2 separate regions of the Homo sapiens genome follow, and region 1 is linked to region 2. The links are chromatin loops, found by intact Hi-C in ENCODE. Cell type or tissue: GM12878. All regions are shown on one strand. Links, peaks and the distances in the headings refer to the core of each region. The heading gives the core; the rest is flanking DNA. Region 1 has its middle 610 kb from the start of TLL1. Region 2 has its middle 290 kb from the start of TLL1.

Region 1 (2,936 bases), core at 266-2,765, 320 kb after region 2:
AATGAGTTCAGCAAGGTTGCAGGATGCAAGCTCAATATACAAAAGCCAATTGTATTTCTATAAATTTGCAATGGGCAATATGAATAGGAAATTAAGAAAACAATTTTTAATAGCATCAAAAAAGTAAAATACTTGGGAATAAATTTAACAAAAGATGTATAAGTCTGTACATTGAAAGCTATAAACTTTCATCAAAAGAAATTAAAGAAGACTTAGAAAGACATCCTGTGTTCATGAATTGAAAGACATAATATTGTTAAGATGTAAAATACTCCCCAAATTGATACATAGGATTAACATATCAAATGTCTGATAAGAATATTATATCCAGAATACAAAATAAATGAATGCAATCCAACAATTAAAACATAATTTTAAAATGTGAAATAATGTGAATTGACATTTATTTAAATCAGATACAAATGACCAATAGGCAAACGCAAAATGTTTAACATCAGTAGTCTGTGTGATCTGAGACACCAAAACAAATACCCCTTTATCAACTAATATGGACTCTAAGGTTAAGGAAACAAAAGTTACCAGGGTTCAGAGATGAGCTGGCATGGCAACTTCCTAAGTCTCTATGACTACAAGTAAAACCACACTCTTGCTAACCAATAGGATCTATCAGGCAAATTGTCAGACCCTTCCTAACTCTGATTTACAACCCAGACCACTACAGCGCTGAACAGAGGACTGGTCTCAGGCTGTTTTCTGATAAGCTGCTGCAGACCTTAAGCCAGTTTCAGCCAACTTGTAGAAACTTCACACAAACTGCCTTTGTGTTCTATAGTTCATCTTTTGATGTAAAGAGCCAAATTCCACCTCATTTTAATGCTAAAGCCTGCCCCAAGGAGAACATGGGATATATGTTAGGTACATGTTTCCCCATTGCACAAACACTCCACTTCTCTTTTAAATACGTACAGCTTTTCACCCAAACCCGCTAAATAGTATCACTTTTTTGCGTAATTCAGATCTTGTGAGGCATAAAAACCCACCTGGCTTTTTTCTCTTTGAAGATAACATCTTTGGTACATGCTAGAGACTGTCTCTTCTCTGTTTACAAACTGATATTGCCAGTAAAACTCTTCTTTCTACTATTTTGCCATACTGGTGGTCTTTTGGATGACAAGTCATTAGGAGAATTCAGATGAAAGCCACAATAACATATCACTTACACACACTGGGATGACTAAAAATAAAAAAAAACAGACATAACCTGTATTGATGAGTTTGTGGAGAAATCAGAATACACATATATTACTTGTGAAAGTATGAAATGGTGCAGCCACTTTGAAAAACAGCTTGTCAGTTCCTCAAAATGTTGAATATAGATTTACCACCATATGACCCAGCAATTACTCATCTAACCATATAAACAACAAAACTGAAAACATACCTCCATATTAGATCATATATAGCAAGTTTTATATCTGTGAGTTGGCCTGTAGGTTTATGTAGCAGCATCATTTTAATAGCTAAAAATTGAAAACAACCCAAAAATGTGTCAAATGGTGAAAGTATAAACAAAAGGTGATATATCCATAGCATAGAATATTGTTCAGTTAGTAAAAGAAGTGTAGTGACATAGAGCAGAGCACAAACGAACCTTGAAATCATGATGCTAAGTGAAAGAAAGCATTCATAAAAAGCCACATATTGTACAATTTCATTTATATAAAGTACTCAGAATAATTAAATCTAAAAGATAGAAAGTAGTTTAGTGGTTGCCAGAGGCTGGGAGAAGGGGAGAATGAAGAGTGATTACTAATCTTACAAGGTTTTTTTTGAAATGGTAAAATGTTTTAAAATTAGATAGTTGTGATAGCTGTGCAATGTTGTGAATATACTGAAAAGCACCAAATTGTACATCTTAAAAAGGTAAATTTTATGGTATGTGAATTACATGTCAATAAAGGTGTTATATAAAGTCTATAATAAATATTTGGCTTTTAGTATGTTTAAATTATCAAGTTGATGAATTATATACATATATTCTCAGGATGTTGAATGCACTGTCTAGTATATTTTTATTTTTAATATATTTTTGAATACCGAATTATAAATATATTTAGAATCCTATGAATATGTAAAACAAGTCTCTAAGGTAAGATAAATTCAGGGTAATACTGAGAAATAAAAATATATATCATAATTTAGAAAAAAGAAAATATGCTGGAATACAAGCATTTAGCCAGTTTAGAAACATTTTGTTCTGACGCTTGATTACATAATCATATCTATGTAGCTCTTTTTTCTAAAGGAAATTGTCCAATTGTGTGCATAACTCTTATCTGTAATACAAATATTTCCTTGTTTAACAAGAAATAACCTTGGTGAATATCTGTTACCACTGAGGTTGGTCAACTGTCACTCTCCTCCTTATGCCCACTTGCAACATCTGTCACATAGACATAATGCACACAAATGCTTGGTATTTTTCAATTTTAAAAATTATTTGATGCTTTTTCCTTGCAAATATATATAATTAAAAATTTACCTCAATTATAATATACCCTATATTGCTTTCCTGAGCCTATGTAGTTTATTTAGCTCCCCCTAATTTGTTAGTTCATTTATTTAAGAATTTGGCATCTATTAATTGTTAATTCTATGTCAGGCAAAAGCAATATCAACGTGGATAAGACATATTTCTTGTCTTTAAGGAGCTCAGATTGCAGCAGGTAGACAGGTAGCCAATGTGCGGAATGTGAAGTGAGATCTACCCCAATATATTGTACATTAGAAAACAGGAAAACTCATGTGATTTTACCTGTCTATAAAAATCTCCTGAGGATGTATTAGAAAACTCATGGCTGAAATTTATTGTATGTTCAAAATTATGATCAAAGTGAATGGGTAATAGATTTTTTTTTATGGACAAACTTTGTAATTTAATTAGCTTAACCTTGAGTCAGCTTTTGGCCGGGCAC
Region 2 (2,936 bases), core at 125-2,624:
TGTATGTATTTGATTTCAGTACATAGTTCTCATTTGTCATTTTGTTTCTAGCTGCCTCAGTTAGGGTGGAAACTTGACTGTATAACTTTCCAAGGTAGTAGAGCTAAACATGGGGATTTAGGACTGTTTTGGGGGCAGGAAAGGAGAGTTCTGGTTCTCGAGTTTCCCTCTGGCACACTTAATGATATCCAGTGCAGGTATATACCTCAATAAAACCAGAGCCAGAGAAAATAAATGTAGACACGTTGTTCTTGAATCATACTAATTTTCTGTAGATGTCTCTAGGAAAATTTAAAATGGGTGAAATGGAAATCCCTGTATATCCAGACTATGCTTCCTCATGGCCTCATTTAAACGATAACCTGGCCAGTAGCTTCTTTCTGATGCCTTTCCTGAATAGTGACAGCAGACGAAGTTATTCAAATGCCTATTGAAGAGTTCTGGAGTATGCAGGAAAGCGCTGCTGTGGAATAATGCCTAGAAGGCAGGGTAAATTTCCACTTAAGGTCTTTTCCATAGCAAGTATTATTTTTAAGGCAGTGGAATTATTTGATCCTTTGAGGGAATAGAGTTTGCAGCTAGCTGAAGTGAGTAGATGAGTCCTCAGAGTTGGCATTTGTGGGCTGTTGTACTATTTTTTTTATTTTACTTTAGGTTTGGGATACATGTGCAGAACACGCAGGCTTGTTACATAGGTATACATGTGCCATGGTGGTTTGCTGCGCCTATCAACCTGTCATCTAGGTTTTTAGCCCTATAGGTATTAGGTATTTGTCCTAATGCTCTCTCTCCCCTTGCCCCCAACACCCGACAGGCCCAAGTGTGTGATGTTCCCCTCCCTGCGTCCATGTGTTCTGTATGTTTACTGCAGCGCTATTCACAATAGCAAAGACATGGAACCAACCCAAATGCCCATCGACGATAGACTGGATAAGAAAATGTGGCACATGTACACCATGGAATACTATGCAGACATAAAAAAGAATGAGTTCATGTCCTTTGCAGGTACCTGCATGAATCTGGAAGCCATCATTCTCAGCAAACTAACACAGGAACAGAAAACCAAACGCCACATGTTCTCACTCATAAGTGGGAGTCGAACAATGAGAACACATGTTGTACTATTTTAACTTCAGTAGCTTCAGCAGTTGGCATCTCACGGATGCCTACCACTCCAGGGATTTAAAATGAATGCTTATGTCACAATCTCTACCATGTTCTTAGCTTCTCTTTCTATTGTCCCAGTACTAGTTGTCTTCACTTGGTGGGTGCAAAAGTCTGAGCCCACATAAACTGACTATGGACATCTAGTTGCTTTTTTGTCAGCAGTAAACAGTTGTTTCAAACTCTTGTGTTTTTCAAGAATATAAACACTTTGTTAGATGATTCAGAGGTTGTGTCATGAATTGGCGCTGATTATTTTACTTGTCTACAAGGGGGTCTCTGCCTATTCCCTCAATGTGATACATGCTCTTCGTTAGAATGCATGTTTTTAAAGTAAAACACCCTCCCTGTCTTATAACTCATGAACGCTAGATGTCAGTATTGCTCTTTTTCTTCCAAACCAATGCCCTTAGTGAATGATGTCATAGCCTGCTCGGTCTTTCAGCAACGTTGTACACACAGAAAATTGTTCAGCTCAGAGTCTTTTACTGAAATAGTCGGAACCATATACTCTCTGGCTTTCTATGATATGGTTCACGTTGTTTTAAGGAAACATTATCATTTCTCTTCTGCAAAGAGCAGTATTTTTATGAAAAAATTAAAGGTAGAATCAAAATAATAGAAAAAAAATTATATTTGTCAAGGCCTTTTTAATAATAATGGTTTTATAAAATGCAGCTGCCACTAATCACTTTTGGATATAGCTAAATTGCAAACATCTCTGAGATCTTGATGGATGAATAGCAGAAGATATAATACAAGTAATAGCATTCAAGAAGGCAAACTATCAAATATTTTCAAAACTATATATAATTTGTTTATATTGTCTCATTTGAATTATGCATCTTTAAAAAGGTTGTTAGAAAGCAATATTTAAGCATTTTGTTTTTGCCAGGAAAAAAAATCAACAACAGAATATCTTGAGACAAAATCCTCCAAACACCTTTGTATCTAAAGCCACACGGTCATTGTCAGTTGGCAAACTCAGATATTTATATTAGCATATAAAATCTTCTTTAGGGGCTACATGTTACTCAGGGTTTTTACCGTCCACTTGCTTCTTTCAGAAAGTTTCATTTGGCACCCATTCATTCAGTCAGTCTTTATTTCATTCAGCAAATAGTTATTGAATACCTACTCTATGCTCTATGCTATATGGTGTTCTACACCTTGGGGCTACTGAACAAAAACTATATTATCATCTTCATGGAAATTACATTTAAAGGTAGCAGGCAGAGACTGACAAAAAATGATACAAGTAAATATATTATATAATTTCACAAATGTTAAGTTCCATTAAGAAGAACAATGCAGAGCCGGGCTTGGTGGCTCACGCCTGTAATCCCAACACTTTGGGAGGCCGAGGCGAGTGGATCACGAGGTCAGGAGATCGAGATCATCCTGGCTAACATGGCGAAACCCCGTCTTTACTAAAAATACAAAAAATTAGCCAGGCGTGGTGGCACGCGCCTGTAGTCCCAGCTACTCGGGAGGCTGAGACAGGAGAATGGTGTGAACCCAGAGCTTGCAATGAGCCGAGATCGTGCCACTGCACTCCAGCCTGGGTGACAGAGTGAGACTCTGTCTAAAAAACAAAGAAAAGAAAAGTAAAACAATGCAGAATTATGGGACATCAAATAGTATAATTGGGACATCACATAGTATAATTAGTTTCACAAGAGTAGTCCTGGAAGACATACATGTGAGGGTGACATTTATTTCTTCTTATTATTTTTTGAGAGGGAGTTTCACTCTTGTTGCCAGGCTGGAGT

What was found. Hi-C counts contacts between places; a loop is a spot of excess contacts. Peaks named below come from ENCODE experiments on the same cell type or tissue, not always from the same donor. Only the 100,000 strongest peaks of a DNase experiment are listed, where the experiment ranks them.
Region 1: a loop joins it to region 2, with 2.0 times the contacts of the local background. A loop is called at or near these places in 3 of 110 quality-filtered maps.

The regions. Positions count from the first base shown.
Region 1 is chr4:166,480,637-166,483,572 of GRCh38, forward strand. No RefSeq gene overlaps it. Among named protein-coding and RNA genes, the nearest start is that of TLL1, 610 kb to the left of the region's middle. In GM12878, for the core only: no CTCF peak of the experiment used is centred there; a DNase peak (open chromatin) is centred at 1,305.
Region 2 is chr4:166,164,480-166,167,415 of GRCh38, forward strand. No RefSeq gene overlaps it. Among named protein-coding and RNA genes, the nearest start is that of TLL1, 290 kb to the left of the region's middle. RefSeq lists an enhancer at 1,358-1,652. In GM12878, for the core only: a CTCF peak has its summit at 1,537 (motif pointing right); a DNase peak (open chromatin) is centred at 1,542.